Regions from separate parts of the Homo sapiens genome. Here all the other regions are linked to region 3. A link is a loop called in an ENCODE intact Hi-C map of the cell type or tissue named here. Cell type or tissue: PC-9. All regions are shown on one strand. Each heading gives the region's core, and the rest is flanking DNA. Links, peaks and the distances in the headings are about the cores only.

The links. Hi-C counts contacts between places; a loop is a spot of excess contacts. Peaks named below come from ENCODE experiments on the same cell type or tissue, not always from the same donor. Only the 100,000 strongest peaks of a DNase experiment are listed, where the experiment ranks them.
Region 1: a loop joins it to region 3, with 2.2 times the contacts of the local background. A loop is called at or near these places in 2 of 110 quality-filtered maps.
Region 2: a loop joins it to region 3, with 10 times the contacts of the local background. A loop is called at or near these places in 5 of 110 quality-filtered maps.

Annotation. Positions count from the first base shown.
Region 1 is chr2:64,356,677-64,364,483 of GRCh38, forward strand. No RefSeq gene overlaps it. Among named protein-coding and RNA genes, the nearest start is that of MIR4433B, 20 kb to the left of the region's middle. RefSeq lists an enhancer at 7,228-7,367. In PC-9, for the core only: a CTCF peak has its summit at 3,825 (motif pointing right); DNase peaks (open chromatin) are centred at 3,525 and 6,135; H3K4me3 peaks cover 430 bases; H3K27ac peaks cover 4,322 bases.
Region 2 is chr2:64,557,721-64,565,527 of GRCh38, forward strand. The region is part of intron 2 of AFTPH (aftiphilin); the gene reads left to right. LOC105374773 (a long non-coding RNA gene) reads right to left here. Exons shown (of 7, transcript XR_007086343.1): 5 at 1-4,523. Among named protein-coding and RNA genes, the nearest start is that of MIR4434, 36 kb to the left of the region's middle. In PC-9, for the core only: a CTCF peak has its summit at 4,589; no DNase peak of the experiment used is centred there.
Region 3 is chr2:64,484,026-64,491,832 of GRCh38, forward strand. LINC01805 (long intergenic non-protein coding RNA 1805) reads left to right here and starts at 2,328. Exons shown (of 3, transcript NR_147011.1): 1 at 2,328-2,405; 2 at 4,710-4,817. RefSeq lists an enhancer at 40-1,239. In PC-9, for the core only: CTCF peaks have their summits at 4,142 (motif pointing left) and 4,347; no DNase peak of the experiment used is centred there.

The DNA.
Region 1 (7,807 bases), core at 1,682-6,681, 130 kb before region 3:
TGGGGGAAAAGAACAAGAAGTATTCTCCCTCCCAGCTAAGTAGAATAACCTTTACTTCTGTCCTTCAGCACATGAACTGTAACTAAATACCTGTTTCATCAAAGCCAGATCCTCCCTCCTCTGGAAAGATTCCCCATCTTCCCAGGGACTGAACTCCTTGGGATACCCCCTTTTTCTCCTTTCTACTGCCTTGTTCCCTCTCCCTGACCTCAGAATTATTCCCATCTGCATAAAAATACACACTAAAAATTCCCCTTTTCACATGTCCCCCAGCTGCAGCTGCACTCCTCTGCTCCCACCACACTCAACATTTCTAGAATGAGTCCCCTGTTCACTGCCGTAGCCTCTGCCTTCACCACACCACTGAAATAGCCCTGTTCAAGCCCGAGTGACTGCCCTGTTGCCAAATCCAGTGGTCATGTTTTTGTCCTAGTCTTCTCCCCCTGCCCATTCCCTCCTCCTGGACCCCTGCTTGCCTCCTGGGCCAACCCCTCTCCAGGTGTCCCTTCTCCTTCACCACCATGTCTGCCCAGTCTCCTCTACCCAGCTTTTAATAGCCCAAGCAGTCCAGGATTTGGTTCCAGCCTCTGCCCTCCTTAGTCTCTTCTACCTGAGGCACCTCATCCTTGTCTGGGGATTGAAACACCCTCTTTATGCTGTTGACTCCCAAATGTCACTCACCAACCCAGACCTTTCCAGCGCAAGACTGGCTCATACAACTCTATGTGGCTTCTCTCAGTTCAATGTCTCATGAATCTCCAAGTTTAACCCATCCAAACCAAGGGCCGATAGGCATTTCTGAGCATTTGGGAATTAAAGGAATTTATTCTTGCTGCCTTTGTTCTGGATGATGCTGCCTGCTGATAAAATCTCTCTCTCTCTGTGTGTGTGTGTGTGTGTGTGTGTGTGTGTGTGTGTGTGGCACCTGGAGTTCTATGTGTACAGTATCCTGACAGGCAGCTGTGTGTCATTTTCCCTGAGCGAATTCCTACTGAACTGCCTTTTCCTACTGGTTCTGTGATATTTTGAATCACTGCCTTCTGCACCTCAACACCAACAAACGTCCACATCCTACATATTTCCTGGAATGCTGGGAAATGCTCCCTAAATTATGATGACTGTTCTGCTGGGACTATGGGACCAGGTTATACCCTTTCAGGTAGGGATGGAAAGAAAGTTCCGCCTGAAGGAAAGAGATCATTAACCGTCATTCAATCCAGAAGAGTTGATTCTGGGCCTTAGATGTAAGCAAGACAAACCATGATCCCTCTCTGTGTTCATGGCATCAATCAAGCCTGGAGAAATTGAAGATGTCAGTAGTGGACTGGTCACTGAGTTACATGAACATAAAACAATGTTTGAAAGCTCTTTTTGCTTAAGTCAATTTACTCACGAGTCCAACCCCATCCTGGCTGTTCCCTAAGGTCCTAAACTCCTCAATCATGAATGCTTCCATTCAGGGAACACTGGGATAATAGTACACACAAGAGGAGAATGTGAAGCTCTGGCCAGAGGTTCTCAATTGTGCTACATGTTGGAATCACCTGGAGGGCTTTAAAAAATGTTGATGACTGAGACCTTACCCAGAAACTCTGATTTACTTCATCTGGGGCATGGTCTGGTCATTGATAGGTTAACAAAACCTCCCAGGTGATTCTAATACCCAGCCAAGATTGAGAGTCCTACTCTGGACTATGCTGGCACAAACTGCACAAGGTTTTTTTCTTCAACACATGCCGATTTCCAGCAGTATAATTTCAGCTTCAGAGAGAAGCTTGGGCTTGCACTCATCAGATGGCACTGCCTCATCATGTGCAGTGTAGGGCTGTGTTTCCCCTGATAGACTGTGAGTTCTTTGAGGACTGGGGCCATGTCATTGCGTCTGTTTCTCCAGTGTCTAGTACATCACAGGAGCTCAATAAATGATAGCTCAGTGAATGGATGAACATGAAGCAAGGTGAAGTAGACAGTTGCCCCAGTCCCCGTGCCCTTGAGTTCACCTTCTGAGATGCACCTGCAGTGGCATGTCAGTGTGCACTCTGCATCACAGTTCATTCTGAGCTTGTCTCCAAGTTTCCCATACAGGGCACTCCGTGTGGGATTCTTCTCCACACTCCCATTGTTCTGCTGCTGCCTCCTCCAACAAGGCAGGGAAACTCCCCACAATAGGCTGGTTTCCTATTTGTGATGGTGGGGGGACTGTCACCTCAAGGTGTTTCATCCAGCCATTCCACACCTGCTCTCCTACTGGCCTAGGAATGTGGTACCCTGAACACTGGAAGGTCTGGAACCTAATGGGTGGTTCTGAGAAAGCATTATGGATGGTTTCTCTTTGAGATGTGTCACTGGTTTGACATTGTCATCTGTCACTCTCTGAGTCTCAGGATGACATCCCTTAGATGGGGACTCTGGGGGTGGTGGCTGGAGACGCCAGCATCATTGGTGCTTTGCCTTTGTTTAGCTCAGTTCCTATTCGGAATCCTTCACAATGGGGTGTTTTAACCAGGGACTCATACATGGCTCTTGGGGAGGGAGATCCATGACCCCCTGGAGTCACATGTCAGTATTGTACAAATACACTCTATGCACATTTCTCTAAAGAGAGAGAACCCCTCAATTTTAATCAGATTCTTAAAGTTGTCCATGACCACAAAAGGTTTGACTCATCTACCTCCCACTGTCTTCCCCACAGTTTTAACTTCCCACTGTTCCTAGAAGGCCTTGAGAGGGTGAGTTCTAACATCATTCTGCCACAAAGACCTGGAATGGGGTTGTCTAGGTTAGACCAGCCTGTGCATGTAGAACAAGACTACAAATTATTTGGTTTTCTGAAAACTTGGAAGGTAAAGGGGAGTATTATTAGTGGCCATCCTTCATCTTCCAACATGGACATTGATGCCACATGCAAGTGCGTGTGCCTGAGTGTGTGTGTGCATATATGAGTGTGTGTGTCACTGGCAGGGCTTCTCACACTGAGCATGTGTGTAACATCTGACAAGCAGCTGTGTCTCATTTTTTCTCGGCTTTTCCTGGTTGACTGACCATACGTTTCCTAGGTTTTGTGATGCTTATGCAAAATGGCCAGAATGCCCTCAGAGAGCTCAGCTGCCTGCTACCAACACGCCCACTTCCTGCCCACCTTGGACTACTCACACAACCCCCTGTTTCATCCCTTTCTCCAGGGTGGATTCTGTTTATTTGCAGCAAGATGCATGCGGTGTTGCCTCCTTCTTCTCCCTGGCACTCTGAAAGCACTCTCTGAGGCTGGGCGCCACCCCTACCTGAGTGTGTCTCACTGGCAGCAGCTGTGGATGAAGGGAAGTCTTATCTTCCCTTTGGCAGAGGCAGCAGCCCATGGAGCGGGTAGCCAGTGCCGTGCACACTCAGCCCCATTCTCTGTGGCAGTGGAAAGAGTGACAAGCATGGGCTTTAAACAGGGAAGCCAGTCTGGGGACTGCTAAGGCTCTAATAAGGCAGACTCAGAGAGAGCTAGGTGACCCCGCCCAGGACTGAGTAACGTTTGAGTCAGCATGGGCTGGCCTGGAAACGCAGAGTCGAACCTGCTTGTTCTCTGACTAGCCTGAGACTTGGCTCACAGCTGTCCCAGGCAAAGCAGAACACGTGGGAGCCTTGCTCCCTGCCCTCCCTGATGGCCTGATCTCCAGCCTCCTTTCCACTGCCTTCTCCTGCCAAGCCTTATATTTCCTCCTGGAGAACATTTCTCCCTCAGGCAGGGGAGCCTCCCTCATCAGGCTGTTGGTGCTGGCATAGTAAAAAAGGCAGGATGGCACCAGGGGGCACTTGTCTCTGTGTATGTTGTGCTCTGATATCAGGGCGGTAGCTCCAGCATGAGGAATGTGGATATCCTAGGCTTTGCTGATTGAGGGGTCCTGAACCTATGGGCTTCTCTCCTTGCCCAGATTTTTCTGTGTGTAAACCCCATGCACATATGAACACCTACTTAAGTGCATATGGTACCGTATCTGGTGCCTGCCCTCAGACAGAACCAAGATATGTGTGGAAACCTTGTCTGCACACAAGAATAACGACAATTATTTGGAAACAACAGCTGACATTTATTGAGCGCAAACCATGCTGGATACCTTGCTATGCACTTAACGTGAATTATCTATTTTAATTCTCACACTACATGTGAAGTAGGTCCTCCTATTATGATATTTTACAGAGCAAAGTGAGGCTTACCAGAGTTAAGTAACTTGCTCAAGATACACAGTAAGTGGTTGAGCTGAGCATCAAATCCAAGTTCATCTCCACAGCTGCGTGCATAACAACCATCAGGAACTAACCCTGTGAGGACGTCAAGGCACTGTGAGCAGCCAGAGAGTGGTCCAAACAGCAGGTGACACAGGAATTCCGTAGAATGAAAAAGCCTGATGATAAGAGGAAGGCGAAGGAACAGAGTGGGAAGGAGAAATGTGATGATTCTGGAAAACAACACCTTGAACTTTGCCATGCAAATCTGTTGGTTCCACTTAAAGCTTGATATTGAGAAGTCTTATAGGGGATGCCCATAATGATCTCTAAACTACCCAATCTCCCCACTCTGACAGATCCTCCCTGCCACAGTTTCAGAGCCCTTTGTCATCTGCTGCCAGCCCCAGCCCACGCCGGCTGATTTCCAAGGGAGATGCTGTAGCTGCCCTTCGCGTCCACACACTCTGTCAGTGCCCCGGCCAGATCCACTCAAAACCCTCCCCACAGCCCACCCCCGCCAGCTGTGGGAGCTTTGCTGGGAACAACCTGCCCCTGTGGCTCCCTAACAGTCCTGTCCTCAAGCTAACAGAGCCACTTTCACCCTTCAGGAGCAGACAGGCTGGGAATGTATGAACCCTCGAGGCCACCTGCAGCCAATGATTGATAACCATATGACACTCAGCTCGCTTGCCTCAAGGTGGAACAAACTCTAAGGTGTCATTTCTACTCCAGAGCTCCTCAGGGGCCAGGCTGCTGCTGACTTCACCTGAGGTAGCCCCTTGCTTTCCTTTTCTGTTCCACTGTCCACATTCCCTTGCGATTTTCGTGGGAGCACAGCCTTCATAACCACATGTGCACAAACCCTTATCTCAGGGTCAGCTCCTGGAAGCAGACTTAATGTAGTGTGGCTGTGAAGTTCCACGGACATCTTCAAAGAGACTGAATTGACTTGAACTGACTATGCACCATGCCAGCCTGAGACTCTGGGGGCCTTCACTGGATCAAAGAACCACTGAAGGAAGAGGAAGCGATTCCATAGGGCAGGGAAACAGCTGGCTCTCACTGCCCCCAGGGGAAAGCCTACTACGCTCAGCGCCTTGGATGGCAGTCAGCATGAAAGGGTGAGCAGTGGTCCTCACTCCCAGAGACAGGACTGCAGCCCTCAGCCCTTGCTCATTCCTGCATCACAAGCACAGGAGAGGCTAGAATTAGTGAGGAAGGAGGAACAGAGGAGGGGGAATGCGCTGGCTCCTAAGGGTAGGTAAAAGGGGAGGGAGGACGTTTGGGGGAAGGAACAGGCTGAGTGATGAGGAGCAGGTCCTCTTGGGCCTTCTGTCCCTCAATGGAGCTAGACCTGAGGCCACAGCCTTGCAGCCCCCTCACTGACAGTCTGACCCCTCTAGTCCCCCTGAAGAGCCCTCACCCCATACCTAGGACAGCCACTGAATATGAGCCCTTTCTTCCTTCAGTTACTCCTGCTCCTTTAAACCACAGCAGACTCAGGTGAGAGTAGGTCGTGATTTCCACAGGGTTACCTCATCCAAGAGCTGTGCCCCCCAGAGCTAAAGTAAGGATGATTTCAGGAGAATACCCACAGAAAATAGGTCTCTTTCTCCATGGACATTCCATTCACTCCCTATACATATACGTGTTTCGACACACACATGCACACACACACACACACACACACTTGTATTTTCTCTTCTGTGCATTGACCTCAGTCCAGGCCTGCTGGTTAGGCAGGTGTTGTACAGCCAGACTCTGGGGTTCATGGATTTTCCTGGTTGAGTAAGAACTGACTGGCAGCCTGACAGAGCTAAGCACAAGCTCAGGTCACAGAAAAAGTGGTGGGGCTGCGAGAAGGAAAGTGAAGCACCCCAGGGCCTTGAGACCTGCCTAACAGCAATGAGCCACTCCCCTGCTTGAGTCATCTCCACTCTCTCCTCCACACCTGCACAGAAAGAGTGACCTGCTGCCTGGGGAATGCAGGTGCCTCCCTCCACAGCCTCGTCCCAGGGAAACAGCTGTTCTACCTTTGGGAAGAGGGAGTCTCTTCCTTGGCCCTGCAGGGATGCCGTCTCCTGCCTTCTTCCTCATTCCCAAAGCTGTGGCAATTCTCCCTCCCTGTGCGATGCCAGGCATGGTCTTTGCTGGCGTCCATTCTCCATTCATGGGTGTTCACCCATCATGAACCAGGAATGTGCTTCCTCCTGTCAGTACGGGACAGTCCTTGTATGGGAAACATACAATTCCTCCTCCCACTGTCAGAACTTCCACTGGTACTTCTCCCCACAGCCAAGCTCAGGCCTCAAAGTAGGCTGAGAAAATCTTCAGCAGGGAATATAGAGTTCTTAGTGTATATTTTTTTCCACTCGGGAAAAGCAACAAATTTATATTCCCTCAGTAAAAATTCAGTCAACCCTCAAGGCTACCATGGACAGTGGTGTTGGTTGTACCCTGCACAAATATGCCCTGCTGAGGGGATGAGTGGAGGCTGAAATTCAGCTACAGCTCACTTGCCACAGTGTGTATTCTGGTATGGGACTGCATCCGTTTAAAGTTTGCACAGAAGCACCTCTTGATCGTTGGGCTCCGTACCCAGAATGGGCACCTTTTCCTAAGGCATGCAAGACTCACTATAGGATAGCCTCTGCCCTGCCAACCTTGCTTCTCTCACCTCCTGCCTAGAAGTACTTTTGTCTTTGCCCATTCTTACAAGGCAGTATTTTTCCCCTTTCACCTCCTCCTTCTCTGTCTGAGGACAGTCTGATAGGATCAGAGACCCACAGACTGTCACTGCCATTGAGAAATAACATCCATGTGCCTTTTGAGTTCTTATTCTCAGATGGACAGCCACCCCAGTCATACTGGGCAGAGCTGTCAAGGGTGGTTTGCCCGTCCCTTCAGCCTGGTCTTCCTTCCTGATCTTCCTGTCTTCCTTCTTTTCCTCCTATAGTGTCCAGCAAGACCATCTCTCATGAAGCTTGCTCTTGAGGAGATAGAGTCACAGGAGGTGAGCAAGGACTAACCTGAAAAGATCCCCTCTAGCCCCACCCTGCCCTGGCTGCAGCCTCAGGAAATGGCAGGTGGAGCTCATCATCAGGCCTGGCTCCAACGCCCCCTTGCTTTTCTATGAAATATTTCTCTTCGCTTGTAGCATTGCATCTTCTTCTGCCAGGCTGTGAGCTGGAACTAAGCATCCCAGCTGGGGGCATTCCTCAGCACAGAGGGGAGCTTAAGCAAAGTTTGCAGAAAGTGCCTCCTGGGGCAAATGGCCTGCACTGGCTTCAGTCTGATGTGGTGGAGGCTGTCACTGCATATCTCAGACAGATTCTCCCTGCTCCTTTACCCCTGAGTTTTCTCTTTGCAACTTCCCTCCTCAGTTGTTTGCAGGAAGCAGCAATTAAGAGTTTGCCTTGTGTTGTTGGAGCTCCTCGAGCTTAACTCTGAAGCCCTTGGCTGGGCAGACCTCCTGTGGGTCCTTCTGAGGGCTTGGGGCTCGGTAGATAATTTAGAGCCAGTTTGGTTCCACGGATGGGGCCCACCCCACATCCCCAGGCTTCACCTGTAGCACAGGAGGGGCCAGACCTGC
Region 2 (7,807 bases), core at 1,591-6,590, 73 kb after region 3:
CCTGTGAACACTGGAACATACAACTGAAAACAGAAGTAAGCAACAAAATAAGAGAATTAAGATGTAAGACTTTAGCTTTCCTTATAGATCTTTCCTTATTTAACTATTTCGATAGAATTTCCTTTTGCTATTTTTTCCTCAGAAAATTTGACTATCTGGTGTTTAATTTCAAAATAGAAATGCTTTATTAGATTTATTCAGAAACTGTACAGAAGGGAAAAATCATGTTTAGATCTGGTGAATATTACAGCTGGTCACTCTTTATACAGCTTGAAATTGGGGATTGGTAAGTATACAGTTGTAGATTGTACTTGATAGCTTACTTAATATTTAATGGTGCTGCAGCATAAGATATCCTCTTAAATGGAAGATTAAATTACCCAGTGGATTTTAATGTTTCTTCTAAACTTCTACTTGAGTGTGAAACCTAATGTTATCAATATTAAAACTATTGATATTAATCAACTCCTGTCCCTAAGCAAGAAAGGAAAACTAACTGGAAATAAGTTGAAGGAATATCAAGAGTTACCTTAAATATAAAATACTTAAGTCATTACTTAATATCCTTGATAGGGTCTTGGAAACTGCAACTTTAAGTGAAAGGACATATAACAAAACCAATTTTACCATAGGCTAACTGATATAAACAAGAGTTAAGTTTCTATGGCATCTTTCTGGTCACAGAAACATCACTGAACCTCTAAATAAAGACACAAAGCACTTCTAATATTAAACATTGAAATAAATGTGAGCTATGCTCACATTTAAGAAAGATTACAAAGAACAAGAAACATAATTACTTACCCAGTTTTTGGTGAATCAGTGAGTGACATCACTCATAGTGGTGCTGGGTAAAATCAAGGGATAAACGTTTGCAAAGCAAAAATGATCTAAGGAGCACCTCCTACCACCATACAATTCAAAAACAATCACAAATCTGGCAGGCTCACTGGGCACTTTCATACTGCATAATTTATTGCTGTGCATTTGTATGATTATTGTAGACTTCACGAATGTTTACTTTGTAATTTATTCTTTTTGCAATCTACTTATTCCAGCTCAGGGTCATCAGTGGCCGAAGCCTATCCCTCCAGCTCAGGGTACAAGGCTGAAACTATTCCTGGCCTGAATGCCATTCCATTGCAGGGCACACTCACACACACATACCAGCACTTACTCAGACTGGAACAATTTAGACAATCTAATGTACACATCTTTAGGATCTATAAGGAAACTGGCATACCCAGAAAAAAAACCCAGGTGGACATACGGAAAATGTGCAAACTCCACACAGGTAGTGGCTGCAGCCAGGAATCAGTTGTTTTTCTCATCAACATTACAACAAAATGACATTATTCAAGGACCTGCTGTCCTTTAAAGGAGATAGGCATTTGAATGGCATAAGAACCAGAGTCTGGGGTCCTGTGTACACCTCTCTGGAAAGCTAAATGAGACTTGCAATACACTTAATCTCTTTATGCCCAGATGTAGTCATTTATAAAATAGAGGTGTATTAGAGTTCTCCAGATAAACAGAACCAATAGGGTATGTGTGGAGGTTAGGGAGGGAAGGATGGGGAGGGGAAGTAGAAGTGGAGGTAGTAGAGAGAGAGAGATTGATTATTGGAAATTGAGAAGTTCCAAAAGCCACAGTGCATAAGCTGGAGACCCAAGAGCTGATGGTGTAGTTCCAGTCTGAGTCCAAAGCCCTAAGAACCAGGAGAGCAGTGGTGTAAGTTCCAGCCCAGGAGCCAGCAGGCTTAAGATCTAAGAAGAGCTGATTTTTTAGCTCAAGTCCAACTGAAGTACCAACTCAAAATCAGGCAGAAGTTCCTTAGCATTTTTGTTCTATTCAGGTCTTCAGCTGATTGGATGAGGCCTACCCACATTAGGGAGGGCAATCTGCTTTAGTCAGATTACCAATTCAAATCTTAATCTCATCTAGAAACACCCTCACAGGTACTCCCAGAATAACATGTTTTCGCGTTCTTTGGTTTGTTTTTGAGACAGGGTCCCATTCCGTTGCCCAGCCTGGAGTGTAGTGGCATGGTCTCTGCTCACTGCAGCCTTCACCTCTTGGTTTCAAGCAGTCCTCCCACCTCAGCCTCTCTAGTAGCTGAGACTACAGGTGTGTGCGACCACACCTGGCTAATTTTTGTATTTTTTATAGAAATGGGATTTTGCCATGTTGCCCAGATGGTCTCCAACTCCTGGGCTCAAGCAATCTGCCTGCCTCTGCCTCCTAGAGTGCTGGGATTATAGGCATGAGCCACCATGCTCCGCCCCAGAATAATGTTTGACCAAATGTCTGGGCACCCCATGGCCCAGTCAAGTTGACACATAAATTTAACCATCACAAGAGGGAACACCTTACATCCATATATAGCTTTCAGGATTTATGGAAGACTGGAACCTGTTTGTGACTAAAACGTGCCAGTCGAGAAGCTCTGCATTAGATTAAATGGCTTACTTGCACCAGTGGATAAAGTGAAATGGCTGCTTATATACCCTGGGACTTTCTTCCACTACCCCGAGACATAAAGACATGACAGAACTAGGAATGAGTAAAAGTTGTCAATTCATACATGAAGCTTTGCCCCACTGATGAATTAAACCATTGGGTAATCATTTTTTGCTTTTCCAGAAACCAAATCTGGTTTAAAAAATAATAATAATTATAAAGACATTCAAGGTAATGAAGGACCCTGATAGGAAAATGAATATACAAGAAATGAGAAAATTGGGAAAGAGGGAAAAGCTAAAAAAGCAAATGTACCTTTGAAGATGTGGTGTAGCCAAGGATGCATACGACTTTCCTGAGCCCTTTCTCCATAAAATGTGTTTTTTGGTTAACAGGAAGTAATAGGGAGGGGCCGGGCATGGTGGCTCATGCCTGTAATCCCAGCACTTTGGGAGGCCAAGGCGGATGGATCACTTGAGGTCAGGAGTTTGAGACCAGCCTGGCCAACATGGTGAAACCCCATCTCTACTAAAACTACAAAAGTTAGCTAGGCATGGTGGTGTGCGGCTGTAATTTGAGCTATTCGGGAGGCTGAGGCAGGAGAATCACTTGAACCCAGGAGACGAAGGTTGCAGTGACCCGAGATCGTACCACTGCACTCCATCCTGAGTGACAGAGCGAAACTCCATCTTGGGGGAGGAAAAAAAAGAAAGTAATAGGGAGGCAAATCAGAATTTGTGTGGGAGTACCCCCTAGTTCTGGCTCTTGTTAGTATACTCAACCTGTCAGGCTATTCTGAGAGCGAAAGCTCCTGCTTTGGGCTAGTTTCCATTCAGAATGGTTTTTGATAGGTATGAACTAGTCTAAGCACAAGTATACTTCTGTGTAAGTAGCATAGCTCCTCTACTTGGCTTCATAGCATTGGACATTAATAGAGAAAATGAAAAAGGAGGGTATGGTACCTGCCTTGAATAGCATTTGATTTTTAATCCTACATTTATCAGAGCCCCAGTTTTTAAAATGTTTAATAGCCAGATGTGCTGTTTGCCAGGCTTAGAAGTTGGTACTTCTGTGAATGAAAAGGTGTGACTGAGTCACATAAACTGGTATTCAGCTAGCCAGTCATCAGTTTATTCCATATTCAAGGGAAAACCAAGGACTGTTTTTCCTCTTTATACTTTGAAGATGATGGCATTTAAAATTCAAGTAATTGGGGCTGGGTGTGGTGGCCCACATGTGAAATCCTAGTGCTTTGGGAGGCCAAGGCAGGAGGATTGCTTGAAAGGAGGAGTTCAAGACCAGCCTTGGCAACATAGTGAGACGCCATCTCTACAAAAAATAAAAAATAAAAATTAGCCAGGCCTGGTGGTGTTCACCTGTGGTCCTAGCTACCCAGGAGGTTGTGACAGGATCACTCGAGCCCAGAAGTTCAAGGCTGCAGTGAGCTGTGATGGCACCACTGCGCTGAAGCCTGAATGAGCGAGTGAGACCATCTCTTAAAAAGAAAAAAAAAATCAAGTAATTGCTGTAACTATTATTTTGATTTGACGTTTAGTATTGTAACATCAGCTAAATATTTAGTATGCTAAGTGTGCATTTATTTGTTACCTTCATATTCAGAATGCAGCACTGACTCTTTAGTAAGAATTAACAACTAACTTTGTTGAAAACAATGAATTGTAGTGTTAGATGAAATCATTTGCTTTAAGCATAGTTATCACCGCACCATTTAACAGGTAAATCCCTTATCTAATTATGGCTAGAAATGTTTGAAAGACCACAAAATGTGGGGAAAAACATGATTTAGTGAAAAGAATGTAGGCTTTGGAGTCAGACTTTGGATCAAATATCTGCTGTGTACTATACCACCAGTAAGGCTATGGTACTTACCTGAATCTTCCTGAACTATAGTTTCTTCATCTGTAATATGAAGACAGTAATACTTCTGGAGTTTCTTTTAGAAGATTCATGGAGTAATACATGTAGAGCGTCAAGCATAATATGGTATATGGGAGACAAGATTTGGCTATTTTATGTCTTGTAATTATTTAAATATGCCCAACCTGTGTATAAAAATGATTTAGATGGCTTACAGTAAGATATACTTTTATAAGTAGAACAATTATGCCCCCTGCAGTCCTAAATGAAGGCGAAGTGCTTTTTTTTTTTTTTTTAATCTGGTGCACATTAATACCAACTATGTGCAGGAACCCAGGTACTGGAAATTCAAGAAAAAGACATAGTCCCTGCCCTCAAAGCTCTTGCAATTTTTAGAAATTGAACTTAGAACTGCTTTGATGACAACATAATATAGTGGTTAAGAGCACCTACACTGAAACTATACTTCCTGGGTAGGAACTCAGCCTCTCCACTTAATATTCATGTGACCACAGGGAAGTTAACCTCTTTCTGCTCTGCTTTTCTCATCCAGGAAATGGAGATGATATTATTACCTCCCTCATATGGTTCTTTTGAAACTTAAATGAGCTAAACTTTGTAAAGCATTTAGAATAATGTCTGCCACATGGTGGGCACTATGTGAGCATTAAATGAAAATTATGTTACATGATAGCAAGCTTTTGCAGCTTCTGAGTAGGTTTCAGAGTACATCTTTTGATCTTTTGCTGAATTTAGGCTCCCACTTTCCTGAACTGGGTTAAAATGATATTGTTTGCTTTACTTATACTGCCTTACGTGCCTAAGGAAACTAGAGCTCAGCCAGTGTCACTTCACCAATTCTAAATAATAAAGTATCTATTTTTTGGAATTTTACATCTAATTCAAGTCCACACGTACTGTAATATGTTAGTAAATGTCACTGTTTGATGCAACCTTTTTCTGCATTAATCTGCTACAGGGAGTTTGAAGATTTGTGTTGTGCCCCCACCTAATCAAAACCAGTAGATTTCCCATTATGGCTGCATATACTCTGTATTGAAATAGGAGTTCACATAAGCAGAGTAATATAAGCAAAGTTCCTTTGTACTCATAAGAAGAAATCCAAGTTTAATATTTTACTTTAACTAGAGTTTTGATGTGATACTGAATTTTACTACTGATTTATTTGCATATGTTAAACTATCCTTGGCTGATGTTGAGAGGATGATTGTATTGTAAAACAGATGAAAATAATATATGTACCCCCAAAAAATTTTTGAAAAACAAATTTGAAACCTTTGCCACTCTCACAGTTTTGATACACCTTTTATCCCAAGTGCTCAAATTTTATGTTCAAAATAGCAATGATTTCTTTAAAAAATTAGTGTCTGATCACAATCTGTTTGGGAAAATCTATTTCCTGAAAAAAACCTGTCTGGTCATAAGAGAAACTGTTCTTGTGGTAGGTTATTTTAACTTCTCTTCTTCTGAGTATTACATTAGTTATATTCTTGTAACTGTTCTACTTACCAAGTTATTTGGACTATGTTACATCACATTTTTGAATGTTTAACTTTATTGTGCTTCTTGGAAAGCAAAGTACTCTTTTTGAGATGGAGTCTTGCACCTCTGCCTCCCAGGTTCAAGTGATTCTCTTTGCCTGGGCCTCCCCAAGTAGCTGGGATTACAGGCACCAGCCACCACGCCCAGCTAATTTTTTTGTACTTTTAGTAGAGACACGGTTTCACAATGTTGGTCAGGCTGGTCTCGAACTCCTGACCTTGTGATCTGCCTGCCTCGGCCTCCCAAAGTGCTGGAATTACAGGCATGAGCCACCGCGCCCAGCTGAGAAGCAAAGTATTCTTAATGCCTAATGTGTGGTTTATACATTTTGTGTTTCATAATGCAATCAAGATTTAAGTCATAATGCCTGTAAGCCAACCACCAATATCCAAAATTTAAACTCTACAAGGAGTAACTATAGCAGGTTTCATTTATATAAGAGACTCTTAAAAATAGATACTCTTAAAAACTAGGTACTTTTTTTTCCCCCAACTCAATAGGATGACCTTGGGAAGGATGCAGAATGCTTAGATTATTTAATTTCTTGTTATATCATAATATGGTAGAAATTGATAAATTGAGATAAGTATTTTCATAGTGATTTAGAATGCTAAATCATGGTAGAGAAACATTCTTAGTGAGCTTTGATTCTAGTTTTGCCATTCATTTATTTCATTCCCTGGCAAGCCCCCTGTGTCTGTATGTATCATTTGTATAATAACAGTAGTAATGATAAAAGCTGCCACCTCTGACACCCTCGGTGCCAAATATTTAATCCTCTGAATTATCATCCACCTCGTGAGGTAGATAGACCCTGATATCTCCAGATTATAAATGCAGAAACTGGGCAGAAATGGTGGTAGACGCCTATAATCCCAGTTACTTGGGAGGCTAAGGCAGCAGAATCGCTTGAACCTGAGAGGCCAAGGTTGCAGTGAGCCGAGATCGCACCACTGCACTCCAGCCTCGGTGACAGAGTAAGACTCCATCTCAAAAAAATAAAAAATAAAAAATAAAATAAATAAATGCAGAAACTGGAGTCTTGGCCCCTGGATCTATAGCCCTCTATTGAAGTGTTATTATACCAGTCATTTACTTACTGGAATTAACTAGTAGTAAGTTAAATTTGGCCTTATTTATTACCCAAAACAAGATAGTGGTGAGAAACTCATTACAGGATGCCCTTACCACCAAACTGGTCTTATGGAAATTGATACACTTTTTTTTTTTTTTTAAGACCAAGTCTTGCTCTGTCACCCAGGCTGGACTACAGTGGCATGATCTCAGCTCACTGCCACCTCCACCTCTCCTGGTTCAAGTGATTCTCATGCCTCAACCTCCTGAGTAGCTGGGACTACAGGCGTGCGCCACCATGCCCTGCTAATTTTTGTATTTTTAGTAGAGACGGGGTTTCACCATGTTGGCCAGGCTGGTTTCAAACTCCTGAGCTCAAGCAATCCACCCGCCTCGGCTTCCCAAAGTGCTGGGATTACAGGCGTGAGACACTGCACCTGGCTGGAAATTGATACACTTTTAAAAATAAAATGTCAGAGTAAATTTAATAAAAATATTTGGGCTGGGCGCAGTGGCTCACACCTGTAACCCCAGCACTTTGGGAGACCGAGGTGGGTGGATCACGAGGTCAGGAGATGGAGACCATCCTGGCTAACATGGTGAAACACCGTCTACTAAAAATACAAAAAATTAGCTGGGCGCGGTGGTGGGCACCTGTAGTCCCAGCTACTCGGGAGGCTGAGGCAGGAGAATGACGTGAACCTGGGAGGCAGAGCTTGCAGTGAGCCGAGATTGCACCACTAAACTCCAACCTGGGTGACAGAGCGAGACTCTATCTCAAAAAAAAAAAAAAAAAAAGCCTTTGTTCATTCTATTAGTTGCTGAATTGTTG
Region 3 (7,807 bases), core at 1,847-6,846:
CATGCAGGCTTGATAACAGAAGGTGGTGGTGATCACTGGAGACCACCTTAGAAGGCTATCTCATTGCCTTTCTGATAAGAGCAACCCTCCTTCTTCTGTAAAACCACATATGATTCTTGTGGGGCTGCTCTCTGTAACACCTGCCACTCCCACCCCATTCCCACACTGAAATGGCCTGAGATCCAGGTCTGGTGGATTATCATAGCACATCTTGTAGCCACAGTGATTGGTCCAAGATGGAGCCATGTGACCCAAGCTTGGCCAATCAGAGCCTTTCCCTGGGATATATAGCAACAGGGAGCGAGACGTTTTCTCTTTCATCTGAAATAACTAACATCAGATGTAAGCTTGGGGTTTCCCATGGCCCTATCTTTCAGGAACCATATAAAGAAATTGGGCCGGGCGAGGTGGCTCACACCTGTAATCCCAGCACTTTGGGAGGCTGGAGTAAGTGGATCACTTGAGATTAGGAATTCAAGACCAGGCTGGCCAACATGGTGAAACCTCATCTCTATTAAAAATACAAAAATTAGCCAGGCGTAGTGGCGCAGACCAGCAGTTCCAGCTACTCAGGAGGCTGAGGTGGGAGAATCACTGGAATCCGGGAGGCGGAGGTTGCAGTGAGCCAAGATCGCACCACTGCACTCCAGCCTGGGTGACAGCGAAAGACCCTGTGTCATAAAAAAAAAGAAAAAGAAAACAAAAGAAAGAAATTAATTTCAAGTACACCAGGAACAATTGAGGCCATCATATTCTGAAGCAGAGATAAAAGATTTGAGATTAAAGAGAAAGTGCAAATAAACTAGTGACATTTTCCTGAATCCTGGATGCTGCTTTCACCCCCCAAAGCTAATGTATCTCCCTTTTTCACTTGAGATAATTTAAATTGGGTTCTGTCACTTGCAAGAAAAAGCATCTTGATCAACTTAGCTACAGTTTTTGCATCTACAAAATCAAGGAGCTGAACTAAATGATTTCCATGTTTTTTTCATATTTCAAGTTCTAAGATTCTGACTTAAAATGTCTGATTTTTTACTAAGAAATAGATTTTTTTAAAAGCGAGGAAAGAGCAGGAGAAGCAGCCTGAAAGAAAAGGAATGCAGAAGAGGGAGACAGGGTCACTCCTGGGACCAGTGAGAGCCAAAGACCAACTCTGCCTGCTGCATGATTTAGACAAGACTCCCGATTTTAACTCAGGACTGTAAGAGTGCCCTGCAAAAGGACTCACGCCTCTAGTGATCCCAGGTAAGGCCCACACATAGGTTTCTCTGACATGCTGTTGGAGTCATGATGACACAGTAGTTGAGGGCATGGGCTTTAGAGGCTGCTGCCCCTGGATTCAATGATTATCATTTTCATCACAGCATTTACTGAGCGTTTATGACATACCTGGAAATATCTCAAGACCCAGCCTCTTCACTTACTAGCTATGTAACCTTAGGGAAGTGACTTAACTGCCACAAGCCTCTGCTTCCTCATCTGTAAAATGGGTGTCATAATAGTTTACTTCTCACAGGGATGTTGTGAGGATTCAATGAGTCAAGAACAGTATCTGGCACGGGCTCAAGCATCAAGAACAGTATCTGGCACGGGCTCTTCCTAAAATGTTCCTCCTTGCCTTTTACACACAGCTCAAATACCAAACATCCACAAAACTTCCCCAATTGTACTCCACCTCCTCTGTCTCCCCCGAGCACTTTGTTCCTGCCTGCTGGCTTTCTTTCTGCACACATTATTTAAGAGGTAGAATGATCAGGATTTCTAGCTCTGTATTTCATTCACCTGCTCACAAATCTATCACCTGTGTGGCTCACCATACCTTATCTTTGGGTTCCTGAAGCGTTGGTCAATGACAAACACACAGGATCTCAACAAATTTAAATGGATTGAGTAAATAATATTCAGCCATCTCTCAAGATCAAAGCAGACAGTATGATCAGTAGTACGTGCCACACCTTTTGGTTTCACCACCTCAGTGAGCATTAAGGATTTTTGTCAGGCGAAACTGATGTGTGATTGTAAAGCTGCTCCTCACATGAAACCACCAATTGCTCAAGCTAAAAGTAACAATTCCTCACAGCTGGCAGGCCAGCCCATCTGCAACTGGCCGTGGAGCCTGTGTTAACGGGTGCGGTGCTGCTAGTTTGGAAGCTGACCAAAGAGACAGTAAACACAAAGGTTGCCTGGGTGCATAAATACAAAACGAGCTCCTCCTTGCCTCATCCCCGAAACAGGCCAGTCACAGCATCAGGGACTCCACAAGTGTCTACTTGTCAGCTCCTGTCAAGTGCAACGGCAAGGACCTACCACCCTCAAGCTGCAGATATTAAGGATGAAATTGCAGGAGCTGCGGTTTTATAAGAAGCCAAACATTGTGTGCATTCAGAAAAAGATATTTTTCTAAGGTGAGTACATGGCAAGGTCATGTATACGGAGAGGAAACATTTCCCCACTTCTGGCTAAAAGAAAATGTGTTAAACGTGTTCACCCGGCTAACTACAGAAAGAACCTCTGGGGACAATCTGGTATGCCGCATGAGACTGACCATGTGGCACCTCATTTCTCATTAGTGCAAATCTTAGGGAAGCAGTACAAAGTGCTTTTGAACCTATAAGGGAAATGAGACGGATAACTGGCTGGGGTGGCATGAAGTTTTCTAAGTAAATAGTGGAATAAAATGTATGAATATAATTTTTATTCCCTTGTGTTGATTAGAATTCAACTCGAGGGCATGGTAAGGCTTACAGGATCACAATGGTGATCTCTCAAATGACTGGAATTTTTTTAAAAAAAACTCTCTTATTCTCAATTCCTCTTTTCTATCTGTGTGTTTTTATTAATTCACTCATTTATTTATTTGTACCCTATGCCATTCCTGAACGCAATGCAGCCTTATGCTCTGCAGGCACTGGGGAACTGACAATGGCTTTTGAGCAGGGCAACTACATGATCAGACATGAATTTTAGATGATCTGGAATCAGCGTTGAGGATGGAACTAGAGAAGACAGAGGTTGGTAGTCCTCCAGATGAGTCCTGACTAGATACCATGAAGGAGAGAAGACACATTATTTAAGAGGCAGAATGATCAGGATTTCTTGACTGGGTGACTGTGGACAGTAGCAAAACAGTGAAAAAATAACTAGAAAGTGACTTTTTCCATGACTTTGTGAATGATGACACTAACTCAAGCAGATTGACAATATAGGAAGTGGACCAGTTTTGGAGTATGGGTAGTAGAAAGCTCGAGGAAGTGCTTTAGAGAAAGGCGCCATATAATGATGCTAAGATTTCAATTCTCTGTCAAGTTGCCAGTGCAGGTGACAGAACATGTGGCTAATGAAGGTCTACTCTTGCTCCCTGTGGGCTGATTGCCAGCTGCACCCTTTGAAGTTGTCCTACATCCTCATCATGCCTGATGGTGACCGCTAGGCTCACTAGAGGAACTTTGAGAGAGTGTGGAAATGGAACAGTACAAGCCCAGAGACATCCTTAGGGACCCAGCCAGAAGGCCTCTCCTACCGATGGGATGGTGGGATTGGAGCAGTGCCAGTTTTGCTTCTTCTTAATTTTTGAAGGGTGGGCAGAAATCTATTGCCAGTGGAACACTGAGTATGCAAGGGTAGATGACCTCACAACTAGGGTGACTGTCCTCAGGCCCTGCCTTGAGTACTGTCTCCCAGTCTGTCTTCACAGCTCGAGGAATGGATCAGGGAGAAGAATCCTCCTTTCCAATCATCCTAGTCTCTCTCTTTCCCCCCAGACACCTTCTATCTATCTCGGAGCCTCTGCTGCTCTTTCTGTATCCCTGGAATGACTTCCTTTTCTACACTGGGTGAGTCTCTGAGCTGGGATACTTCCTGGAAGGGAGAGCCGTTATCTGCTGGAGCAGTCAGCTGTGGACTCGCTAGGCTGTGTCTATGACTGCTGCACAAATAGAAGGATTTCGTTCAGCTTGGGAATTTTTTGTGTATTCTTTACCTATTATCTCATCTTGTTTCTAAAAAGATTCGCTGCATCTTGCAGTATAACAGGAGTTGTTTGCTTTTATTTTATTTTATTTTATTTTATTTTATTTTTTATTAGAGGGACTGGGGATGCCCTCCTTGGGGCTGAGCCAAGGTGCAAAGGTAGAGCTCCCCCTGCTGGCTGACTTTTGCTCCTGCAGCCCTCGGGCGTCTGACGCTTTCGCGTTTATGAAGTCTTGTAGTTTCACAGGGGAGAAAATCAGTGTCGCTCAGCTTCAGGAGGTTCGCTTGCTTTCAGAAACAACGGTCAGTGTGACTGTTGGACTGAACATGCTTAAAACTCATTCCATCACTTTCTGTCATTATCTTTCACTAGCTCTTGCACAAATATTGAGGCTCTTAGTTTGTGGGACATTGACTGGGCCCTGACCCAGAGGCAAGCATTTTGCTAGCACCAGGAACACTAAGGCCAAAGAGACACCCTCCCTGACGTTGGAGACCAGCATAAGCGAAGCTGCCCTCTTTCAGATAGGAAAGCCCTTGTCATCCCAGGATGGGGACACTCAAAATGAAAGGAGCTCCCTAGACAGGGCCCCAGACCCAGGTCCATTCAGGAATAGGGGGTATTTTATCACGAGTTAACTTTGAGTTATCCTGGCCCCTCCCCTAGGCTGACCCGGCAGGTGGGAGGGAGAGTGAGGCATCCTGAAGGCTGCAAGCCTGGCTGGCTGTGATCCACGCAGGAGATCTACACCTCAGAGCACTTCCTCCCACTGGGCAGTGGACCACTCGAGCAGCGGTTCTGAACACCTGATCCCCAGACTCATCGCAGCAGCAGCATCTAGGAACAGGTAACACATTCTCAGGTTTGAAAGGCGCTGGGTGTGAGGCCCAGCAGCCTGTGCTTTAGCAAGCCCTCTAGGTAACTCTGACAGTTAAGGACGTCCAGAGACAGCGGTGTGGCCACCTCTGGGAGCCCTACGTGACAGCTCAGCTTCATGAGACATGGCTTCTTCTGCCTCACAGCAGCCACAAAGCCATAGCATTTCAGAGGTACCTATTAGATACCCCTCCCTTTTACAAATGAGAACACCAAGGTGCAAGAATACATGGTTCGCCTAGGGCAAATCTGTCAGGGGATTTCCCCACCAGGCATCCCAATTTACACCAATAGAAAAGGGAGGCCAGTAAAAGAGACCCTTCCCGGGTTCCTCAGACCTGCCTGCTCTGGGTGTCAGGGCTCTGCACAGCATCTAGTGCAGATCTGTCTCTCCCGGGCCTATGACTGGGTCACCCTGAAGCTCTTGGCCCATGGTCTTCCTCTCCTTGGGGGTGATGTCGCATTCCACTTTCTCCTTTTTGATCGCACTGGTCCTTGCTGCCACTCACTCAGAGATGGAACATAAAGGGCCCAGCTGTGAAAGGATCACAATGAGGTTTGGTTTTTAAAATCAATCCCCAGCATCTAAAAATACTTGTCAATCACAGAGAGATAGGAAGTCACTAGAAAGACAGGAAATGTTTGAGGTTGGAAATGCATCCCCTCTAGCCTGGCCATATGGTACAGATGCCCTTTCAGATAAGTGCCAAGGTCTTGTCAGCTGGCTAGAATTAAGGCAATGCTCTGCCTCCCCTCCCCACAATATTTACAAGCATTGATTTTCTAGAAGGGAAGGGGTGGGGAGGGAAAAAGGAGAAAAGAATAGCATCTTTATTAATATTATTATTTTTGTGCACATCATCAGAGGGGTTGGGTCCCAAAGGGGAGACTGCACTTTGAAAACACAGCTTTCTCTCAAACAGCAGAAAAATGATGGGCTCACAGTGTGAGCACTGTCCATGCAGCCCTGCATGATGGGTGAGGTGCTGACTCAGGCAGAGAAGAAATTTCTGCACCTCTCCACTTATTATTATTATGGTCTTTGCAAAAGGCTCGATGCTCCCTTGTTTGAAAAGATCACTGCACTCTTTCATCCCTGATGCAGTGAACAGCGGTTGGGGAGCACAAAGGAAAAACTATTTTCTCACCAAATGTGAAGGAGTCATTTTCCCAGGAGGCTTTAATCAAATGCTATGCCGGATGTATTGAGGAAGCAGTGCAGGGAACAGTCCGTACAGGAGGACGGCCTTTCCATACTTGCCTTCTGGAGAGGAGGGTCTGGGCAAGCCTGTTCCATCCAGAATGTTTCTGCAGGTATTGGTGGCATGGCTAGATTTCAGAACTGTTTTAAAGAAGAGAAAAAGGGGATCTTTCAGCTGGTTTGGGAAAGGGAGCCTGGAGTGCTCATCACACACACACTCTCACACACACACTCACACACACACTCACTGACACACACACTCTCACACATACTCACACACATGCTCACACACTCTCTCTCTCTCTCTCTCTCTCTCACACACACACAGAGAGACACTCCGAGCTACTTCTGCTTTGTTTTCCAGATATCCCACCTCCTCATTCTAAGTAGCCCTTCTATTTCTTGGTCTCAGGAGGGGTTTCTTAAAAGATAAACTCTTTTCGTGGTATAAATAAGAGTTTAATCTAATTGAGGATATAATATTAGATATTCTGGAAGTGGGGAGTATTTGGGGAAAGAATGGGGGTTGAGCTGAAAGAGGGGGAAGATTCATGGGTTCACTGAGGATTGGGACCTATGCTCTGTGTCCTCCCAGTGCCCCAGGGATACGGCAGGGCCTCTGGGAGGAGTGGCTATAGGATGTGCCCTGGGCAGCCAGGTCTAAGTGTGAGGATAGCCAGTTCACAGAAAGAATGCAGTCCTAAAAAGAAATCAGATGGGCTGAGTTTGAACCCAAACTCTGCCACTTGCTGGCTGTGTGACATGGGGTAGTTACTTCCCTTTATTGCCTGTTTCCTCATCTGTAAAACTAGGACTATTATTCTACAAATGTTTAGGGCTGGGCGCAGTGGCTTATGCCTGTAATCCCAGCACTTTGGGAGGCTGAGGCAGGCGGATCACGAAGTCAGGAGTTCGAGACCAGCCTGGCCAACATAGTGAAACCCCGTCTCTACTAAAGATACAAAAAATTAGCCAGGCGCAGTGGTGCGCGCCTCTAATGCCAGCTACTCGGGAGCCTGAGGCAGGAGAATCACTTGAACCCAGGAGACGGAGGTTGCAGTGAGCCGAGACTGCGCCATTGCACTCCAGCCTGGGTAATAGGGTGAGACTCTGTCTCAAAAAAAAAAAAAAATTATTGAACTATATACTGGGTACTATTCTAGGAGTTGAAAGAAAGAATTAAAAAACTGGAGGTCCTACCCTTACAGAACTTACATTCTAGTGGTGGGGGGAGGGGGGCAGATGAAAGACTCTATTAGTAGGTAAATCACACAGCATGGTATGCTGGACGATGATAAGGGTTATGGAAACAAAGTAGAGCTGGGAAAAGCAGAATTAGAAAGGGAGGGGCACAGATACTGGTGGTCAGGATATGCTCATTGAGAAGGTAATATCTAGGCAAAGCCTTGAGGAAGATGAGGGAGAACCATAAGTTATCTGGGAAAAGAATGTTCTAGATCAAAGAGTAGTTGCCTCATATAAAACTATTTATGTAAAGCACTACCAAGTCCCTGGCACGTTAGTAACATTCCATAAACGTTAATCGTTGTCATTATTTTCATGGCCAAGTAGGGCCCAGCAGCTACCATGTGGGCTAGAAAAATGAGCACGTCCACAGTAATCAGCATGCCCTGAGCTGGAGGGACTCCTCCAAATGATTGGTTTTAGATGAAGTCCCCAGGACCTTTGTTTGACTCAGGGGTAAGGGGAGGAATCCCTAACAGTGACTGAAATTACATTTCCCTCCAGGCCTACCAACA